Regions from separate parts of the Homo sapiens genome. Here region 2 is linked to region 1. A link is an interaction called in ENCODE POLR2A ChIA-PET data of the cell type or tissue named here. Cell type or tissue: Panc1. All regions are shown on one strand. Links, peaks and the distances in the headings refer to the core of each region. The heading gives the core; the rest is flanking DNA.

Region 1 (10,760 bases), core at 1,604-9,603:
GCAGTGATGGCCTGCAGCTCTGGGTCACCTGTCTTGACCTTACACTTGTATTGCACCTCAAATATAATTTGTTCAGAGCTACTTCCCCTTCAGATGTTTGTTTCTTTTCCAGTATTCTCTATTCCTTTTAGTGGCAATGCCATGTCTCCATTCACCTAAGTGAGGAGTTAGAATCACCTCCTCTTTCCAGGTCACAGAGGGGCCACAGCAACTCCACACACACCATGAGCCAGATGGTGTTCCGTTCTACTCAGATGAATCAGATTTTTCTTTTTCTTTATTCCTTTTTTCTAGAGATGGTTTCTACCCCGACTGTTTCCCAGGCTGGTCTGAACTCCTGGTCTCAAGCAATCCTCCCACCTCGGCCTCCCAAAGTGCTAGGATTACAAGCACGAGCCAACACGCCTGGCTCAGATGTCTGTTGAATTGGGCATTTGCAGTGCCATGTCTGTACTAATAATTGCTACCGTGTATTCATTGCTCGCTGCAGGCCTCTCGGAAGCACGTGACATGTTATGTTGTTTAATTCTCACAATAAATCTAGGTGGTATTTCCCCCCATTTACAGGTACAGAAACCTCAGAGAGCTTAAGTAACTTTCCCACGGTCACTCACTGTTGTTGTTAAGTGAAAGAGGTGACAGTGAACTCAGGTTCAGTCACTTCAGAGTTGTTCCTTTTTTTTTTTTTTCCTGAGACAGTCTTGCTCTGTCACCCAGGCTGGAGTGCAGTGGCGTGATCTTGGCTCACTGCAACCTCCGCCTCCCAGGTTCAAGCAATTCTCCTGCCTCAGTCTCCCAGGTAGCGGGGATTACAGGCGCCCACAACTGCGCCCAGCTAATTTTTGTATTTTTAGTAGAGATGGGGTTTCACCATGTTGGCCAGGCTGGTCTCAAACTCCTGACCTCATGATCCACACGTCCCAGCCTCCCAAAGTGCTGGGATTACAGGCTTGAGGCACCGGGCCCGGTCTGGAGCTGTTCTTTTAACCACTTGATGTTAAAATATTCATTTGAGGATCAGAGGTCTGTGTGCCACACCTACTTGGGGACTATATCCTGGGTGGGGATAGCAGGTCTGGGAAGACTCAGACAGAATGGCTTCATGGTGCACCTGGGGAGGCTGCACCCAGACATCGGCCCTGGAGCTCCTGGGAGTGTATAGGAAGCACGACCGGGGATAGGAGTAGGTAATTTTTGAGGCTGAAATACACAGAAGTTCATGAGTTTGTTTTGTTTACTTTAGCTTCTGTTTTAAATGGTCTGTGATCAAAAGATTTTTACAAATCGACTCGAGTATGCATAGCTTTCCTAATATGACTGTATTAACGTCCTCTTCTTGTAGTGCTGTGCTGTGGCTTTCATTGAGAAGCTAGACGCCCAGTCTTTGAATCTAAGTCAGGAGGATTTTGATCGCTACATGTCTGGCCAGACCTCTCCCAGGAAGCAAGAAGCTGAGAGTTGGTCTCCTGATGCTTGCTTAGGCGTCAAGCAAATGTATAAGAACTTGGATCTCTTGTCTCAGTTGAATGAACGACAAGAAAGGATCATGAATGAAGCCAAGAAACTGGAAAAAGACCTCATAGATTGGACAGATGGAATTGCAAGAGAAGTTCAAGACATCGTTGAGAAATACCCACTGGAAATTAAGCCTCCGAATCAACCGTTAGCAGCTATTGACTCTGAAAACGTTGAAAATGATAAACTTCCTCCACCACTGCAACCTCAAGTTTATGCAGGATGATCACAATTTAGTGGAGAGTATTTATTTGAGCCTAAATTGTAGGTAGCCCTTACTACACTCAACTGATTGGGATCTAGAATGTAACTAAATTGCTTATAAATGTCAGCATTTTTTAAAGGTACAGTATATGGGGATTGTTTCGTTTTTCCTAGCAGGGGAACCTTAGTTAATAATAAAATACTACTTATTTGAGTTACTGATACAGATTCATTTAAGGCTTGTGTGCAAATTTTGTCTCAATCTTTTTTCCCTCCATGATTTTCCTATGTGCTTCCTCTGGCATTCACTGTGGTTTTGGTAAATAATTGCCTTTTAAAGGATTAAACAAATGAATGCTACAAAGTGTATGTTCAAGAAAATTAAATGGTACCACTCTTCCACAGTTTGGAATAATTTTATAATTGTAAAGATAGAAATTATATTGATAAGTAAATATGTAAAATTGTAAATATGTAAAAAAAAGAATGGTGTCTGCTGTGCATGGCATTTTATATGTTAATTTTTTAGTTTAAAATGAAGTATATTGAATGTTTGCCTTTAGCACCATTTTATTTGGTTTGTCCCACTAAAATGACTCGAGAAGTGTTTAGACAAACTCCCCTTAAGATGTGCACTCCATCTTTAAGAACGTGTTAGCCTTAACTTTGAGGTTCTATATAGTCAGAGACTATGACACCACTAAGGTTCAGAATAAAGTTTAGGCCACATAAAATTGCTGTTTAATGTAGTCGATGGAAGACTTTAAACTATGCTTCTAGCTTATTTTTCCCTCATTCATTCAGCAAATCTCTATTGAGTTCTTCAGTGAGAAGGAGCAGGCACTGGGCCTGGAATGGAAGGCGGGAATGAATGGGCCTCTGATGGTGAGAGGTGACGGGGTCCCTCAGCTGTGAGATGCAAGGGGCGCCTTGCAGCCTCCATAATATACATTTGACTTTGCAAACGTCTAGACATGTTTTCTGAACCTTTTTCAGGACATTTCAACCTCGGGACTATTCATATTAGTGGCCTGAGAGGTGTTTGTTGTGGGGCCACCCTGTGCATGGTAGAATGTTCAGCAGCATTCCTGCCATCCATATCCATTAGGTGCCAGTAGCACCCCCGCTAGAGCTGTGAAAAATTCTCTCCAGACATAGTCAGATGTCTCCTGGGGCCATATCACCCCTCCGTTAAGAACCACTGATGTCTTTTACAAACCAGGAGTTATCCTCCTGGTGGTTAATATGGTGTAACCAAAGAATCTTGCACTCAATGCACAGTGTGATGTTAACTAAAACGAGTTAAATATTTAGGAGGCTTGACAGCTACCTGCATTGTAGAACCTTTTCTTATCTCAGTGGAACCTTCTATAACCTAAATATACCATTGATGATTCTTCTTCCATTCAGTGACATCCACAGATTATGCAGCTATACTTGTGAAATCGTGCATGAGGCCCCAGGGCACCGTTCTAGAACAACGTCACTTCACACAGGCAGCTGAGAAAGGTTCTCTTGCTTTTCCAGTATCTTCCTAAGGATGGAGCCCAAAATTGCAGAGCAGTAACTTTGGAATAAAACCAGGGTGGGTATAAAACTTCTTATTCTTAAATTTACATATAAGATCTATTAAGCTTGACACATCTGTGTCATCACGCACTGAAGACAGGAAGCAGTTCACTGAGTCAGCTGGTTCCCAAGCTCGCACAGAAGGTGATAAGTTACTATCAAATGCCAGTGAGAATCTTCTTATAGAATAACCTGGGCCCAAGTGATTTTAGTACAAAACTTGCCCTTCTTTGGTTTAATTTTCTATGTGCTTTTAGGTGTGAATCCAGATATGCGGTCTTAATTCCTTTGGAAATACACAGTTCGTTTAGTTACTGTACACTCTGTTTGTTCAATAAACTGCATATCAACTTCCCACAAAAGCTGACTTTTTTGGGTCTCTTACATATAAAGTAGGTTATTGAGTTGATTTTTTTGGAGGTATCTCATATTGGTCGAATTCTTCTGGTATGGACTCTTGCCTTATATAGAGGCTTCTATTTCTCTTAAGTCAGCATCAATACAACGGCCGGAGTTTCTGTTTTTGCAATAAGAAGATGTTGGTATTTTATGTAGGGTAAATGTGACTGGAATACACCTTTGGAACGGAATTCTTTATCAATAAAGTTTCACAATCCGTCCCTCTTCCAAAAATTGATTTGGTTCTTTCTTAGGAAAATATACATTATTATTAATATTCTCATGCTACAGAGGTTTTCTGGTTAAGCTATACCTAAAAATGAAACATTAGAGACATTTGTCAGTTAAAATTAAGAAGACAAGAATATTTGCTGTCACCACAATCAATCAACCTTGTTCTTGCAGTTCTACCAAGGTACTCAGTCTTCAAACAGACATAAAAGTAGAGAAAAAAGGAGTTAATGTAATCAATATAGAGCTATTATTGTCTGTTGGTGAGGACATGAACTCTGAAGCTGGAAGGCTTGGATTTGGTTTTGAATTTTATTCTGCTACTTATTAGCTCATTGGCCCTGAACAAATCTCTTGTTTCAGATCCCTCAGCTGTGAAATGGGGTTAATAATATTACTGCTTCATGGGGTTGTTGTCTGAACTTAGAACAAATGATAGCTATTATTTGTAGATGGTTATTTTATGTAGAAAACCCAAGAGAAGGCTGGGTGTTGTGGCTCACGCCTGTAATCGCTTTTGGAGGCAAGGCAGGAGGAATGCTTGAGGCCAGGAGTTTGAGAGCAATGTCAGCAACATAGTGAGACCCACATCTCTACAAAAAAAAAAAACACTAGCTGGGCATGGTGGTGTGTACCTGTAGTCCCAGCTACTGGGGAGGCTAAGGTGGGAAGATCACCTAAGCCCAGGAATTTGAGGTGGCAGTGAGCTGTGATCTCACCATTGCATGCTAGCCTGAGTGAGACCCTGTCTTGAAAAACAGAAATGTAAAAAAAGAAAACCCAAGAGAATTTATATTGAAACTATAGAATTTCATCTCTATATTAGTGAAAGATGAAAATTCTAAAATAGCGATAAAAGCTAACTGTACAAAATGATTTTCCTATATACCATTACTAACCACTTAGCAAACATTGTGGAGAAAAAAATCAATTTACAATAGAAACAAATATAAATCACCTACAGAGAACAAGAGCTTTCAGGATCGATACGAAAAACAGAAAATTGAGTGAGAAGCACAAAGGTGTGACTGCAAAGGGCCCTGTGCTTGGACTTTAGGGCTCTGTAGCTGCCATCGTGAAATTCTTCTTTTTTGTTTTTGTTTTTCTTTGGGCTGGGGGGTATAGGGTCTGGCTCCGTAACCCAGGCTGTGGAGTGCAGTGGTGTGAACATGACTTACTGCAGCCTGGACCTCCTGGGCTCAAGCTAGCCTCTCGTCTCAGCCACCTGAGTAGCTGGGACTACATGTGTGTGCCACTGTACCCAGCTAATATTTAAATTTTTTATGGAGACGAATCTCACTATGTTGTCCTGGCTGATCTTTTTTTTTTTTTTTTTTGAGATGGAGCCTTGCTCTGTCACTCAGGCTGGAGTGCAGTCGTGTGATCTTGGCTCACTGCAATCTCCACCTTCTGGGTTCAAGTGATTTTCCTGTCTCAGCCTCCCAAGTAGCTGGGACTACAGGTGCGTGCCACCATGCCCAGCTAATTTTTTGTATTTTTAGTAGAGATGGGGTTTCACTGTGTTAGCCAGGATGGTCTTGATCTCCTGACCTCGTGATCCACCTGCCTCGGCCTCCTGAAGCGCTGGGAATACAGGCGTGAGCCACCGCGCCCAGCTGTCCAGGCTTGTTTTAAACTCTTGGGCTCAAGCAATTCTCCCACCTTGGCTTCCTAATGTGCTGGGATTACCAGCATGAGCCTCCGTGCCCCACCCCACCGAAAAAAGAAATTTATACTTAAGTTTTTGCCCACAGGTTCCTCAGTGTGTTAAAAAGGTTGAATGGGGAACCTGAAACTCCTCCCCCTGCTTTTGGAAGTGTAGGGCACTTCCCTTTCTCCACAGTGTCAGTAGAGGATGGGTGGAGACTGAACTTCCAGCCCTGCCAGGTGAGAATGAAGTGTTTGTTCCTGTCCTCTCCACCCTCTTCTGTGGTGTTGGTGGGGGCTGAGGGGGGAGCCTGGATTTCTACCTCCACCCATGATAATGAGGTCACAACTCACTTTCTTCACCAGTGTGACATTGGCTAAAGAATATTTAAATTAGATTGAGAGCCTCCTAACATAACAACACCCCAAACCTTCAAGACACAATAAAAAAAATCACTGACCATCTGGGGGCAGTGGCTCCTGCCTGTAATCCCAGCACCTTGGGAGGCCCAATGTAGGCGGATCACCTGAGGTCAGGAGTTCGTGACCAACATAGCTGAACGTCATCTCTACTAAAAATACAAAAATTAGCTGGGCGTGGTGTTGGATGCCTGTAATCCCAGCTACTCAGGAGGCTAAGGCAGGAGAATCACTTGAACCCGGGAGGTGGAGGTTGCAGTGAGTCGAGATTGTGCCACTGCACTCCAGTCTGGGAGACAGAGTGAGACTCTGCCAAAAAAAAAAAAAAAAGAAAAAAAGGCCGGGCACAATACCTCACACCTGTAATCCTAGCACTTTGGGAGGCTGAGGCGGGTGGATCACCTGAGGTCAGGAGTTCCAGACCAGCCTGGCGAACATGACAAAACCTCGTCTTTACTAAAAGTACAAAAATTAGCCAGGTGTGGTGGGAGCCTGTAGTCCTAGCTACTCAGGAGGCTGAGGCAGGAGAATAGCTTGAACCCGGGAGGCGAAGGTTGCTGTGAGCCGAGATCACACCACTGCACTCCAGCCTGGGAGACAAGAGTGAGATTGTGTCTCAAAAAAAAAAAATCACTTATCATATCTGAACCAAATGACACATGTGTTGGAATTATCTGACAAAGATTTTAAAGAAGGCATCATAAAAATTCAATAACTAAAGACAAACATGCTTGAAACAAATGAAAAACCCCAGCAAAACCACTGAAGACATGAAGCAAATGGAAATTTTTGAATTTAAAATGACAATAACTGAAAGTTTTTAAATTTCATATTAGAGGGCTGGGCGTGGTGGCTCACACCTGTAATCTCAGCACTTTGGGAGGCTGAGGTGAGTGGATCACCTGAGGTTAGGAGTTCGAGACCAGCCTGGCCAACATGGTGAAACCCTGTCTCTACTAAAAACACAAAATATTAGCCGGGCATGCTGGTGCATGCCTGTAATCCCAGCTACTCAGGAGGCTGAGGCACGAGAATTACTACTTGAACTGGAAGTGGAGGTTGCAGTGAGCCAAGATCATGCCACTGCACTCCAGCCTAGGCGACAAAGCGACACTCCATCTGAAAAAAAAAAAAAAATTCATATTAGAATTGCAGTGATCGAAGAATGGATTAACTGGGATATAGATCAATAGAAATTCCCAATGTGAACAACAGAGCAAAAATTGAACTTTTAAAATGTAGGCTCAGGGACCCGTGGGATGGTTAAAAGAAAAAAGAGATCTATCATTGTCACTGGAGTAACAGAAGGAGAGGAGAAAAATGCATATGGCTAAAAAATATTAAATAGCAACTGAAAATCTCCCCGAAATTTTCATGCCTGTAATCCCAGCAATTTGGGAGGCCGAGGCAGGAGGATCACCTGAGGGCAGGAGTTGGAGACCACCAGCCTGGTCAACATGGTGAAACCCCATCTCTACTAAAAAAATACAAAAATTAGCCAGTTGTGGTGGCATGAGCCTGTAACTCAGCTACTCAGGAGGCTTAGGCAGGAGAATCACTTGAATTCAGGAGGCGGAGGTTGCATTGGGCTGAGATCACGCCATTGTGTTCCAGCCTGGGCAACAAGAATAAAACTCCATCTCAAAACAAACGAAGACAAGTGCTAGCATGTGCCAAAGGGATCCCAGACCACCATCTCTCTCTCTCTCTCTCTCTTTTTTTGAAACAGAGTCTTGCTCTGTCACCCAGGCTGGAGTGCGGTGGCACCATCTTGGCTCACTGCGACCTCCGCCTCCCAGGTTCAAGCAATTCTCCCGCCTCAGCCTCCCGAGTAGCTGGGATCACAGGTGCACGCCACCTCACCCGACTTAATTCTTGCATTTTTTTGGTAGACGTGGAGTTTCGCCATGTTGCCCAGGCTGGTCTCGAACTCCTGGCCTCAAGCCATCCTCCCTCCTTGACCTCCCCAAATGCTGGGATTACAGGCGTGAGGTGCCGCACCTGGCTCCTATTCTGATTTCAAAGCACTAAGACCACAGCTGATTGCTGAATAAGGAGTGGGCGTGTCAGCTACCTTCCCGGAGGGGGGCAGGCAGGCTCCTGGGCCCTGTACCCTCCCACCCCCTAGGTCCCCCCACCATCCACCTGTAGGCACCTCCTCTCCCCTGGAGTCTCTAACACAGAGCTGGCAGGGTACAGTCGGGCCTGGATTGCTAACCTGGCTTGCCTGGTCCCTTAGGCCCTGAAGTTGGGGGCCAGCTCCTCCCCACTTCCAGCCTGGCCCTCCAATCCCAAACCAGGTCAGGGTCATGGTGCTGGGACAACAGACCTCCCCCTGAGCTCAACCTTACCTTGAAAGCCCTGTCTCTTCAGGCTCTCGCCCACCAGAGGGTCCCTGGAATCCCTCTCTGGGGGCAGGGCAGGGGGAGAGAAACCAAGTGAGGAGGCAGTTCCTGGGACCCAAGATGGCATCATTAGGGGAAACCCAGTGCGGGGGTGTGGGGAGAATGCCAGGGCCAAGATGAGAGCAGGACAGAGCCAGCAGGAGGAGGGGCTGGTGGCAGAGGCTCCTGGGCCCCTCCCTTGCCCGCCCACACCATGTCCCACGACCCCGCGCTGGGTACCTTGACTGTCAATGATGGGCTCTTTGACTCCCTCAGTGAGCAGCTCAGGCCTGGAAAACACAAGTGGGGCCATCACAGAGGTCCCTCCAAGCATCTCTGGGACTGCCCAGCCCTCCCCTCTGGGCCTCGGTCTGCACATCCCTGCAATGGACCCTCCTGGCTCCGCACAGTTAGGCCTGGAGTCCCTGCTGCCCCATGTGTGGAATCTGGGGGGCTGCCCTGGGCTTGAAGGATCCAGCTGGGAGTGAGACCCACCCAGTCCTGAACAGGTCCGTCTGATATCTCACTCCTGCTCCAGGGACATTGCACGATTGTCACTACCTGGGATTGGAGCAGGCGGCCTCAGGGGGCCTCCTGTGGAGCTGGTTTAAAGTGTAGAAACAAGGTCTAGTGCAGTAGCTCACGCCTGTAATCCCTGCACTTTGGGAGGTCGAGGAAGGCAGATCACTTGAGGTCAGGAGTCTGAGACCAGCCTGGCCAACATGGTGAAACTCGTCTCTACTAAAAATACAAAAATTAGCTGGGTGCGGTGGCAGGCTCCTATAATCCCAGCTACTCGGGAGGCTGAGGGAGGGGAATCGCTGAGGAGGCGGAGGTTGCAGTGAGCTGAGATAGCGCCACTGCACTCCAACCTGGATGACAGAGCAAGACTCCATCTCTAAATAAATAAATAAAATAAATAAATAAATAAATAAATAAATAAATAAATAAATAAATAAAGTGTAGAAACAGTCGGGGTCCACTACATAGCAAGAACTCTGAGCTTCTGGAAAGGTCTCAGATCTGTGGCTCACATCTGAGAGCTGCTGTGTAAATGCAGTCGGGAGTGCCAGTGAGCAAGCCCAGCTTTGTATTATAATAATGTCTTTAGCTCCACAGACTCCAGAAAGCCCTGTCCAGACATGAATCAACCTTCTTTATCATACCACACTGCTTCTAAAGTCTCCATCTTCAGCACAACTTGTCCTGTTAGAGCAAGCCTGTTGGGGGGCTGGGGTTTGTGGTGGGTAGAGGACACTGGGAAAATCATGCTGGCCAGAAGGGGGCTGTCGGGGGATGGCAGGGTAGGCCATGGAGTGGAGAGGTAATGAGCTCTCTGTCACAGGGGTAATCAAGCAGCAGCACTGAGGAGTCTCTGCCTGAGAGTGAGCCCAAAGGCCAAACTCTCAAGGAGGGCACCCCTTGGGTCCCCAGTAGATGAGGATTTGGTGCCTGCTCTGGCGGTGGGCATCTCTTAAGCTTCTGAACAGTGCCAGGCACAGAGCTGGGGTCACAGGGCCAGGGCTGGGAGGGGGAAGCATAACCCTGCCTTGAACCACAGTCTCAGGAGCTAGAAAAGGCTTCGGACTGCATTTGGGCCCCTCCTCTTTATGGGAGAACTCAGGTTCTGAAAGGGGAAGTGACTTCCCAGCAGTAAACTTAGAGAGGCAGAAGCTGGGCAGAGCCCCTGAGTCCCAGGCCAGAGTAGCGACAGTGCTTCCCCTTAAATAGCACAGCCGGCTGCCAAGGCCACAGGGAGTAACAGGAGGAGCTGGCCTCAAACCCACCAGACAGCCTCTCCCGTCGGCCACTGCGCTGATCTGCCTCCTTTTCCAAATGACAGGTGTAGAAAGCCATCGTGACTTTAAAAAGTGCTCAAGGCTGGGCATGGTGGCTCAACCTGTAATCCCAGCACTTTGGGAGGCTGAGGCAGGGGGATCGCTTTGAGCCCAGGAGTTTGAGACCAGCTTGGGCAACATAGCGAGACCCCTTCTCTACAAAAAATGTAAAAATTAGCCAGGTGTGGTGGCGTGCTCCTGCAGTCCCAGCTACTCAGGAGGCTGAGGCAGGATTGCTTGAGCCCAGGAGTTTAAGGCTGCAGTGAGTTATGATTGTGCCACTACACTCCAGCCTGGGCTTCAGAAAGACCTGTCTCTTAAAACAAATGCTCATGGCCAGGCATGGTGGCTCATGCTTGTAATCCCAGCTACTCAGGAGGCTTAGGCAGGAGAGTTGCTTAAACCTGGAAGGTGGAGGCTGCAGTGAGCCGAGATGGAACCACTGTACTCCAGCCTGGGTGACAGAGCGAGACTCTGTCTCAAAAAAACCCGCAAAAGGCTGGGCATGGTGGCTCACGCCTCTAATCTCAGCACTTTGGGAGGCCAAGGCGAA
Region 2 (10,760 bases), core at 1,347-9,346, 180 kb before region 1:
ACCGAAGATGGCTTCTAGGAGGCAGGGACTAAGGTAGTGCCAGATCCAGGAGCATGTGGTATGCGGAGTCCCAGGACAATGGAGGCCCTCAACAATTGAGGCCCTCAACAGGCTGGGCTAGGTGATGCTCTTGGGAAGCAGATAGTGTTGTGCTGGGATTGCAAGCCCCATACACACAATGCCATGGGAAAATGAGCAAAAATCTAGAAGTAATCTCTGCAATTGGAAAAAAGTCATTAGTCACAGTGGTGCTATTTTTTTGTGCACTGTCATTGGGAAAATGATATGGTTTGAGGGAAAGAGCACAAGACCACAGATTGCAGACCAGGGCCCCACCACCAGTTCCCCCCACTGATGACATTGCCCCATGTGAGCTCCAAAACTGTTTCCGATGGCTTTTGTCCTCTCTGCTTCAATCCTCTCATCTCTAATATGGAGCAAGCACTTGGATTGGTATGAAGTATCTTTAGAAAAGGTTTAAAGAGCTCCAGAAATGTTAAGTATTATTATTCCAAAATGATATCTGAGCCCTTGATATACACATAAAATGGTTTTAGAGGACCTACAGAATAAGCGCAAGGCATTTTCATGTCCTGTGGGTGCAGAAGAGTAACAGTGCATACACACACGGAAGTGTAACTACCTGTCTATTTCTTTCATTCATTCGGTGAATTTTGGGTCTTTATTTGAGCCAGGCGCTGCACAAGGCCCTGGGTCAGCTTTATTTAATGTATTTGTACCCTATTTTATTTCACAAAGGATTTGAAAGCTGGGAAAGGTACTGTGTAGATAAGCAGACTTTCACTGGAGCAGGAGAGATGTAATATTGAAAAGGATGCATGGCTATAATCCCAGCACTTTGGGAGGCCAAGGCAGGAAGATCACTTGAGGTTAGGACTTTGAGACCAGCTTGGCCAACATGGTGAAACCCCATCTCTACTAAAAATACAAAAATTAGTTGGGTGTGGCCATGCCCACCTGTAGTCCCAGCTACTTTGGAGGCTGGGGCAGCAGAATCTCTTGAACCCGGGAGGCAGAGGTTGCAGTGAACCGAGATCGTGCCATTGCACTCCAGCCTGGGTGTTGCAATGAGATTCCGTCTCAAAAAAAAAAAAAAAAGATGCATAGGGATACAATTTGAATTGATCTGGAGGAAGTTTGTGGGAAGATTAAAGAGAACTTAAACTGACCTCATTTTTTCAAATGCAGTTTGGTAGAAACCACAAGCAGTGCAAAACAGGAAAAAAAAAAAAGCCTTGCATTTTAAGGGAAACCTCGAGCTTCTTAGGGCACATTTATACCATCATTTTCATGTTCCTCACTCAGCCCTTACCTCCAGAACCTTAGCTGGACCGGAAACCAGGCTCACTCTACAGATTAGGAGAGGAGTAGATGCCTGGAAGTATTCAACACACAACTACTGAGCTCTGCTGTGGGCAGCCCATGATTGGTGACCAAGATGCTTTCCCTGTCTTTGGGAAGCTTGGGGTCTAGTGGAGTGAATTGACAGAGGGAAATAATTGGCGATGTATCGTGCTAGGTGCTATTATAGAGGAGAATATGACACACGGTGAAGGCACAGTCGAAGAATGTGTCATTAACTCTGTCCTAGGGGCAGGTGAGGGACAGTAGACAGAAATGCTCACAGATGAGGGGAACTTGAATAGAAATTTCTAGAATGAGTAGATGCCACTAAACTGTATGGTGTGTTGGTGTGAATTAGAAAAAGGGCACATAGCAGGCCGGGCGTGGTGGCTCACGCCGGTAATCCCAGCACTTGGGGAGGCCAAGGCGGGCGGATCATGAGGTCAGGAGATCGAGACAATCCTGGCTAACACGGTGAAACCCTATCTCTACTAAAAATACAAAAAATTAGCCAGTCGTGGTGGCAGGCACCTGTAGTCCCAGCTACTCGGGAGGCTGAGGCAGGAGAATGGTGTGAACCCGAGAGGCGGAGGTTGCAGTGAGCCGAGATCGCGCCACTGAACTCCAGCCTGGGTGACACAGGCTGGGACTCCGTCTCAAAAAAAAAAAAAAAAAGAAAAAGGGCACATAGCAGATGACTCTCATCCAGGTGCTTTTATGCAGTGAACAACCTATAACACTGTATGGGTCCATTTAACTTGCCATATAGACAGAAGAAGGAGACTGGTAAGAGCATTTTGGGCAAAGAAGACAATGTGAGCAAGAGCACTAAGATAGTAAATTCAGGAAGTGAAAGGACACTGAAGGCTTGAGCTCTAGAGCAGCGATAATGGAGTTGAGGTGGAGAGACCTGATTTAAAAGCTATCAGGGGGCCAGGCACAGTGGCTCATGCCTGTAATCCCAGCACTTTGGGAGGCCGAGGCAGGTGGATCATGAGGTCAGGAGATCGAGACCATCCTGGCTAACGCAGTGAAACCCCATCTCTACTAAAAAAATATATATATATATACAAAAAATTAGCCGGGTGTGGTGGAGGGCGCCTGTAGTCCCAGCTACTCCGGGAGGCTGAGGCAGGAGAATGGCGTGAACCCGGGAGGCGGAGCTTGCAGTGAGCCAACATCACGCCACTGCACTCCAGCCTGGGAGATGAGTGAAACTCCATCTCAAAAAAAAAAGAGCTATGAGGGTTAGAATGGGTAGGACTTGGCAGATGATGAGGGTGGGGCAGAGGGAGGAGAGAGAAGAAAGTGTTCAGATGGACCCGTGGGCTTGAGTGACTGAATGAATGGTGTGGCACCAATCAGACCCCAGGGATTGAAGATGGAGCAGCCCCAGCTCTCATTCCCCGTTGCCTGCCTGAGAGCCCTGGTGATTTCTTTCCAGTTTCCTGAGGTTGTTCCCCTTAACATCGGAGGGGCTCACTTCACTACACGCCTGTCCACACTGCGGTGCTACGAAGACACCATGTTGGCAGCCATGTTCAGTGGGCGGCACTACATCCCCACGGACTCCGAGGGCCGGTACTTCATCGACCGAGATGGCACACACTTTGGGTATGTCTCTCCCTCTACAATCAACTTTGTAGTCCTAGCAGGTGATTAGCGTAGGCTTGAGTATGGGACCTTGATATCTTCCATAGTACCTAGAAGAGGAGATAGCATATTGATGAAATTTAATAAATGGGTTTATTGAAAGAGATCAATTTTTTTTTTTTTTTTTGCCAAAGGAGACAAAGACAGCCAGAGAAATTCGAAATAACACACTGGCTGGATGAAATTGCTTCAATCATAGACAATTAAACAATTTTTATTTTCAGCTCTGCGCGGTGCTCATGCCTGTAATCCCAGCACTTTGGGAGGCTGAGGCAGGTAGATCACTTGAGGCCAGGAGTTCCAGACCAGCTCATTACAGCATGGTGAAACCCCATCTCTACTAAAAATACAAAAATTAGCTGGGTGTGGTGGCTCATACCTGCAATCCCAGCTACTCAGGAAGCTGAGGTCGAAGAATCGCTTGAACCCAGGAGGCAGAGGTTGCAGTGACCCGAGATCACGCCTCTGCGCTCCAGCCTGGGCGACACGAGATTCCATCTCAAAAAACAAAACAAAATTTCATTTTTATTTATTTATTATTTATTTATTTATCTCATTATACACCCACACACACAGATGTACACATACATGCACACATATATATATATGTATATATGGGTGTGTGTATACATATATATATATATATATATATATGTATATATATGAGCTCTGATGCACTGAGGCTTCCACTGGTCTTGATGTGTGTGATTCTATCTATCTATCTATCTATCTATCTATCTATCTATAAAAATAAAGATAGGATCTTGCTGTGTTGCCCAGACTGGTCTCAAGCTCCTGGCCTTAGGCAGTCCTCCCACCTTGGCCTCCTAAAATGCTGGTATTACAGTATTTATTTAAGTTTTAGGTGTTGTTTTTTTTTCGGGGGCTGTTTTTTTGGAGATAGGGTCTTGCTATGTTGCCCAGGGTGGAATGTAGTGGTTGTTCACCAGTGCCATCATAGCTCACTGCATCCTTAAACTCCTGGCTCAAGCAGTCTTCTCCCTTCAGCCTCCTGAATAGCTGAGACTACAGGTGTGCGCCACTGCACCTGGCTGTCCTATGCAATATGAGACCAGGAAGTTGTCATCTGTGTGGAGAGGAATAAGTGTAATCCCACATAGGGGGATAGTCTAAAACAACATGGAGAGTACCTTTAGACCTGGATTTTGGGGCTCAGCGTTGCCATGGGAAGGAGGCATGGTGTGTAGCAGTGGTTACCAGACTTCTTTCAGTAGTTTAAAGGAATAAAAAGAGATGGAAGACTGATACAGTGTTGTTCTTTAATTTTGCCAAGGAAAGTCTTTAAAAAAAAAAAAACCCTCTGTTGTTCTTGTCACTTAACACTAAAATGTGGAAAAACACAATGTCAACAACAGCAAAATAGCAGCCAGGCGTGGTGGTACTTGCCTGTAGTCACAGCTACTTGTGAGGCCGAGGTGGGAGGATTGGTTGAGCTCAGGAGTTGGAGTCTGCAGTGAGCCATGATCCTACCACTGTGCTCCAGCCAGGGCAACAGAGTGAGACTGTCTTTTTTTTTTTTTTTTTTTTGAGTCAGCGTCTTGCTCTGTTGCCCAAGCTGAGTGCAGTGATGCAAGCACAGCTCACTACAGCCTTGACCTCCCAGGTGCAAGCAATTTTGCTGCCTCAGTTTCCCAAGTAGCTGGGACTAGAGGTGCACACCACCACGCCTGGCTAATTTTTGATGTTTTTTAGAGATGAGGTTTCACTATGTTGGCCAGGATGTTCTCGAACACCTGGACTCAAGTGATCCTCCTGCCTCAGACTGCCAAAGTGCTGGGATTACAGGCCCAGCCTGTAGTTTGTGTCCGGCCCGGCCGAGACTCTGTGTCTTAAAAAAGAAAACAAAACCTTTCCCAAGAAAGGACTTCTGACAGTCTTACATGTAAACAATTTAAAGACTTTATGTCTCAGGGGTTCCATGTTTGTGAAATGAGAAATAATTATAGCTGCTGCACAGGCTTGTCAAAGAGGATTATATAAAGAGCCTTGGTGTGACCCCTAGCCATGTCCTTTTCAGAGTACGTGGCTGGAACTCTTAGCTCCTTCAGTCTGACATTGGAGATGACTAGAGACCTTGAACCAAGTGCCCAGGAGGCAGAAACTCTCCAACCACTACATCTCTGTGCTGGCCTCCAAGAAGGATTGCCCACATTGTGGGAAAGATCATTTTTATTCTCAGAAAGGAGCCCCTGGTCAAATAACTTGCTTGGAAGCATCTGGGTTTCCCCAGTGGGCTATCAGCTGCCTCCAATGCTGAGAAAACAAAGTGTCACATCGCTCTGCAGAACTATAAAAAGATGTTTGTTTGCGGGCTGTTTGGGGAAGGAAAGTGCCGGCCCCAGCTAGCAGCTCCCACAGCACCCTTAGCTGGGCCTTGCCCCAGGGTTTTGTTTTTCAGAGCTCACCAAGGTTTGCTGAAGATCTAGAAGGGATTTTGGGGAGGGGTTCTGGGTTTGACTTGAGGTGGATGTGCCCATGCTCAGGTGGCCACAGCTAGAGAGTGACAGCGCCAGGCAAGGGCATGGCAGAAAGCAGGAGATGGCGACATTCTTACTTTGGCTGATGAGCTCCTGTGACCTATGATTCATCAGCAGCAGATGAAGTTGTTGAATGACTCAGATAAAATAGGCGGTTCAGGGCATTTCGTAGGGTGCATTTCTTACTATACAGCTTATGTATCCCTAGCGTCCACCGTGAAGGCTGCTTGGGCCTCAGTCTGGGGTCGTTCCCCATTGTCATCAGCTTGCTGCACTCTGGTCTAAATGTTTCTGCTGAAGCTGGACCATGGTAGATGTGGGTGTAGAATCAGCCATGGCTGGATCTGAGCCTCTGGCAGCGGTGGCTACTTGAGCAAGCATGTTCCTGAACCTGTCTGGGCCCCACTTGAGCCTCATTTATGACATAGAGATAAGATAGCACACACCCCCAATGTCATTGAGAGGATTACATGGGATAACCCATGAATAGTGGCTGGCATGGAGTAATACTTAGCGAGTGTTAGCTGGTGTTGTATTAGGTCATAGACTAAGCTGTTATTGAGGTAGCAGCATTATCTTGGGGTTTACTCACTGTCTTCCGCACGTACGGGTGATGTATCTGATTACTCTGAGCACTAAATAATCTAAAAAGCTGGTGGCTTGCACCTATGGTCCCAGTTATTCGGGAGGCTGAGGCAAGAGGACTGCTTGAGCCCAGGAGTTAGAGGCTGCAGTGAGCTATGATTGCACCACTGCCCTCCAGCCTGGGTGACAGAACAAGATCCTATCTCTTAAAAAAGAAGAAAAAAAATCTGAAAAGTGAATTAGAAGGACTGAATTTTTATTTTAAGAAAATGCAATATGTGATTTTATTCAGCCCTGAAACCAGTTTGTTCAGACATTAGAGTTAGGCATTTTACCTGCTCTGCATAGCTACAGAATAATACTAGTGGCAAGGATGGGGAACACCTAGAACTCTTCTGCATTGCTGTTGGGAATGTAAAATGCTGCAACCACTTTGTTAACCACGTGCTTACCCTATGACTGAATGACTCTACTGCTAATACTTAAAAGAAATTTGTGCTTGTGTCCACTAAAGGTTTCTTTTGTTTGTTTGTTTTTGTGATGGAGTCTCACACTGTCACCCAGACTGGAGTGCAGTGGCGTGATCTTAGCTCACTGCAACCTCCACTTCCCAGGTTGAAGCAGTTCCCCTGCCTCAGCCTCCAGAGTAGCTGGGATTACAGACACCCACCACCATACCTGGCTAATTTTTGTATTTTTAGTAGAGATGGAGTTTCACCGTTTTGGCCAGGCTGGTCTTAAACTCCTGAGCTCAGATGATCCACCCACCTCGGCCTCCCAAAGTGCTGGGATCACACGTGTGAGCCACCGTGCCTGGCCTAAAGGTCTTATATAGGAATGTTCATCCCAGCTTTACTCATAATAGCCAAAAACTGGAAACAACCCAAATGTCCATCAACAAGACAACAGGGTAAATAAATTACACCATATTCATGCAAGGGTATACTTACATAATGAATAATAACTAATAAAAACAAAAAAACAAACTACTGGTTTGTTTTTATTATTTATTTGGTGGATACATTTCAAAAACATTATGTTAAAGGAAAGAAGCCAGGTATGAAAGAGAACATACTATATAATTCTGTTTATATATATATTTCAAGAAAAGGCAAAACTCATCTTTACTGATGGAAGGAGAAGTTAGAGTGGTTGCTTCCGTAGGGATTAACTGGGAAGTGGCATGAGGAACCTTAAGGAATGGAAATGTTTCATCTTGATCTAGGTGATGGTTGGATGGGTATATTCATACTTAAAAAAACAACTGAACTGTACAGTTAATATTTGTACATTTATTGAATATTTCACCTCAATTCTAAAACTATATATATATAAAGGGCTAGGTGTCATATCTTTCCATTATACTTACATATACCTAATAATACCTAATATTATACCTAATAATAGTAATTATAGTTGCTTACTGATAACAACAACTAATAACACTTATTGAGGCCCTACTCTGTGCCAGGGATTTTCTAATCACTTAATTCCCTAACACATTATGAGGTTTTATTGTTTTCTCCAATTTTACAGACAGGGAAACTGAGACATGGAGTAGTTAAGTTCATTTACCCAGTGTAACACAGCTGGCAGTCTGGTTTTAGATTTTGTCCAATGCACACTGTGTGGCACTGCCCAGGAGCATAAGCTCCTTGTCACCGACCCTCTTTCCTTCCTGCTTAGAGATGTGCTGAATTTCCTGCGCTCAGGGGACCTCCCACCCAGGGAGCGTGTTCGAGCTGTGTACAAAGAGGCCCAGTACTATGCCATCGGGCCCCTCCTGGAGCAGCTGGAGAACATGCAGCCACTGAAGGGCGAGAAGGTGCGCCAAGCGTTTCTGGGACTCATGCCCTATTACAAAGGTGAGGGTCAGCTGCCCAGGATGGTGGGTATGTGGGAGGAGGTCTGCAAGGCATCTGTGAGTGTTTAGGTCTCCATCAGAACACCGGGGGCAGCATTCATCCAGATTACTCAAGATGCGATGGAGTGTCATCCCTTCCCAGTCACGCTGGGGAGATTCAGGTTAAGGTGGGCCTACCTGGCCTATGACAGTTAGCAAATTGTATTTCAGAAGGACAGCCCTCGTCCCATTGGCTTCCCTTTGCTGTGGAGAACCGTGACCCTTGTTTAAGTTTGTGCCCTTCATTGGCCCCCTGAGTCCCTTCCCCGGGAAATCTGTCTTTCCCCTCCTGCATCCTGCCATCTTCAGGACTGTTTCTCTGTGCATCTCTGCTGCCCTGTCCTGCCTCTTCACCCTAGTGATAGGTGTTGTGTTCATCCTTATAGACCACTTGGAGCGGATTGTGGAGATCGCCCGGCTGCGTGCGGTCCAGCGGAAGGCCCGCTTTGCCAAGCTCAAGGTCTGTGTCTTCAAGGAGGAGATGCCCATCACCCCCTATGAGTGTCCGCTCCTCAACTCCCTGCGATTTGAGCGGAGTGAGAGTGACGGGCAGCTTTTTGAGCACCACTGTGAAGTGGATGTGTCTTTTGGGCCCTGGGAGGCTGTGGCTGATGTTTATGACCTGCTGCACTGCCTGGTCACGGACCTCTCGGCCCAGGGTCTCACCGTGGACCACCAGTGCATCGGGGTGTGTGACAAGCACCTCGTGAACCACTACTACTGCAAGCGCCCCATCTATGAGTTCAAGATCACATGGTGGTGAGTAGCCCCGGTAGGCGAGAGTCCCATCAGGGAGGATGTCCACCTTGCTTGGTGGCTCTGGGAGTAAGATCCCTGAAGGGGCTGCTGACTGCCCCAGAATCTGCCGAGGTGAGAACAGCATCCTGAGGCACAGCTCCCAGGGGACAGAGGTGTAGCTCCAATCTCCCTGACTGCACCTCAGGGTTGGGCTCAGGGCTTGCGGCCTGCAGGCACTCCAGCCAGCGCTCACCTGGCCTTTCCTCAAGGCATGGTAGTCTTTCCTTGAGGCTGATAGCTAGGGCTTGACCAGGAAGTCCCGAGAAGTTTTGTCACCTTCTTGACCTTGCAAGAGAGTTTCTGCCCATTTTAGAGCCACGTTACCAAATCGATGTAGGCCTAATCACTTCCTCAACCCTGTTCAAGCGTCCCTCCCTTGTGCTCAGTATATTGGTGTGAACACGGAACATGATGGGGGATTTACCTGACCAGCCACCCCATAGCCCCTGGCTGAAGAAGAAAGAGCATCTTCTCTCCCACTGCACCCCTTCTCCTCCAAGAATAGTTGCCCACATTCCCAAAATGTGGAAAGACTTTTCTTTTCCTTCCGGAACATGTTCTTCACCACCTTTTGGAGATTTAACCATAGCTGCCAAAGCTATGCACCCAGTTGGCCTTAGAAAACCACAATGTTTACAGCCCTGTCTTAGGGCCGCGGCTTCTCTTATCTTCCACCACCTTCCTTGCTTGCAGGGTTATCTTCTCACAGGGCTGGAATGCAAATTTCAGAGGCTTCTTTTGAAGATTCCCCAAGTCAAGCAGGCAAGATGCCTAGATCTTCTGTTATCTTTGACATGTAACATCCTTTTTAGAGGCTCAGAACACCTCCTTGGCTGCTATCTCATGTGTTAGAATCCAGTTTGTGGTGAACCTCTTTGGAAGGGGACCCCCTCTCTTTAAACCCTGTTCCTCTGTCCTGGTAACATTCTCCTTCTAGGAGAGCCTCTCTTCTGAGAAGGTAAAGGAAGGGCTGGGTGAGACACACAGCTATCCTAGGAGCCGTAGGAAGACAAAACTTCCCTTTTGTTTTACTCCTCACTCCTCTATTTTTGTTTTACTCACTTCTTTATATTTTGTTTTACTCCTCACTCCTGTATATTTTGGTTTACTTACTCCTCTATTTCAGAAATTGAAAAAGATCCCCAAGGATCTGTTACTACTGCATTTCCTTCTTGCTCTGTCTACAGCCTAGGCCAACTAGTCAGGGTCTGGACATGCATCTCCTAAAGGAAGAACTGTGTAGCACCATTGATCACAATGTAACATTTCCATGCTGCATTAAGGGTGTCTCTCTCTAATCATGATTGTACCTGTCTCTTCCTGGGTAAAGGGAGATTTTTTTTTTTAATGTGTAAAGAATTGATGCGAGCCAGGAACATGTCTGTAGTCCCAGCTACTTGGGCACACGCCTGTAGTCCAGGCCACTCGAGCACACACCTGTAGTACCAGCTACTCTGGAGGCTGAGGCAGGAGGATCACTTGAGCCCAGGAGATTAAGACTGTAGTATACTATGATCGTGCCTGTGGCTAGCCACTGTGCTCCAGCCTGGGCAACACCATCGTAAAAATAAATAAATAAATAAATAAATTGGGGAGGACAGCCTCACTGGTATCAGACTTACAGGACCAGATAGACAAGATGGGTATAAGGGGAGCTGAAGTCTGTGTTCATATGAGGAAGAGAAGACCAAGCCCTGGGACTTTGGCTGAATTCCTCCGTGGGGCTGGACGGCAGTGATCTCCTGTTCCCTATGTGTAAACAAAGATTCCAGGGCGTGGTTTTGCACTCCTGTTGTACTCTTTTAGAGGTGGAAAAGAGGTGGATACTGAGATCTAAGAGGAAAGGATAGTCATTCACGTTCTGAGATATGCGCTCTCTCTATTGTTCTCGTACACAAAGGGATAGTCTCTTTTCTGGAGCTGATGTCCCTGCTTGGAGGTTAGCCCCAAAACATGGC

The links. Peaks named below come from ENCODE experiments on the same cell type or tissue, not always from the same donor. Only the 100,000 strongest peaks of a DNase experiment are listed, where the experiment ranks them.
Region 2: POLR2A ChIA-PET joins it to region 1 with 10 read pairs; 2 of 35 experiments call an interaction of 5 or more read pairs at or near these places.

Annotation. Positions count from the first base shown.
Region 1 is chr7:66,807,544-66,818,303 of GRCh38, forward strand. RABGEF1 (RAB guanine nucleotide exchange factor 1) reads left to right here. Exons shown (of 9, transcript NM_014504.3): 9 at 1,343-3,921. The coding sequence ends at 1,741. It also overlaps the pseudogene GTF2IRD1P1. Among named protein-coding and RNA genes, the nearest start is that of RABGEF1, 72 kb to the left of the region's middle. RefSeq lists an enhancer at 9,697-9,746. In Panc1, for the core only: no CTCF peak of the experiment used is centred there; no DNase peak of the experiment used is centred there.
Region 2 is chr7:66,630,466-66,641,225 of GRCh38, forward strand. It overlaps KCTD7 (potassium channel tetramerization domain containing 7), which reads left to right. Exons shown (of 4, transcript NM_153033.5): 2 at 2,810-2,979; 3 at 7,788-7,966; 4 at 8,391-10,760. The coding sequence ends at 8,767. Among named protein-coding and RNA genes, the nearest start is that of KCTD7, 7.0 kb to the left of the region's middle. RefSeq lists enhancers at 2,052-2,101, 5,796-5,885. In Panc1, for the core only: no CTCF peak of the experiment used is centred there; a DNase peak (open chromatin) is centred at 5,705.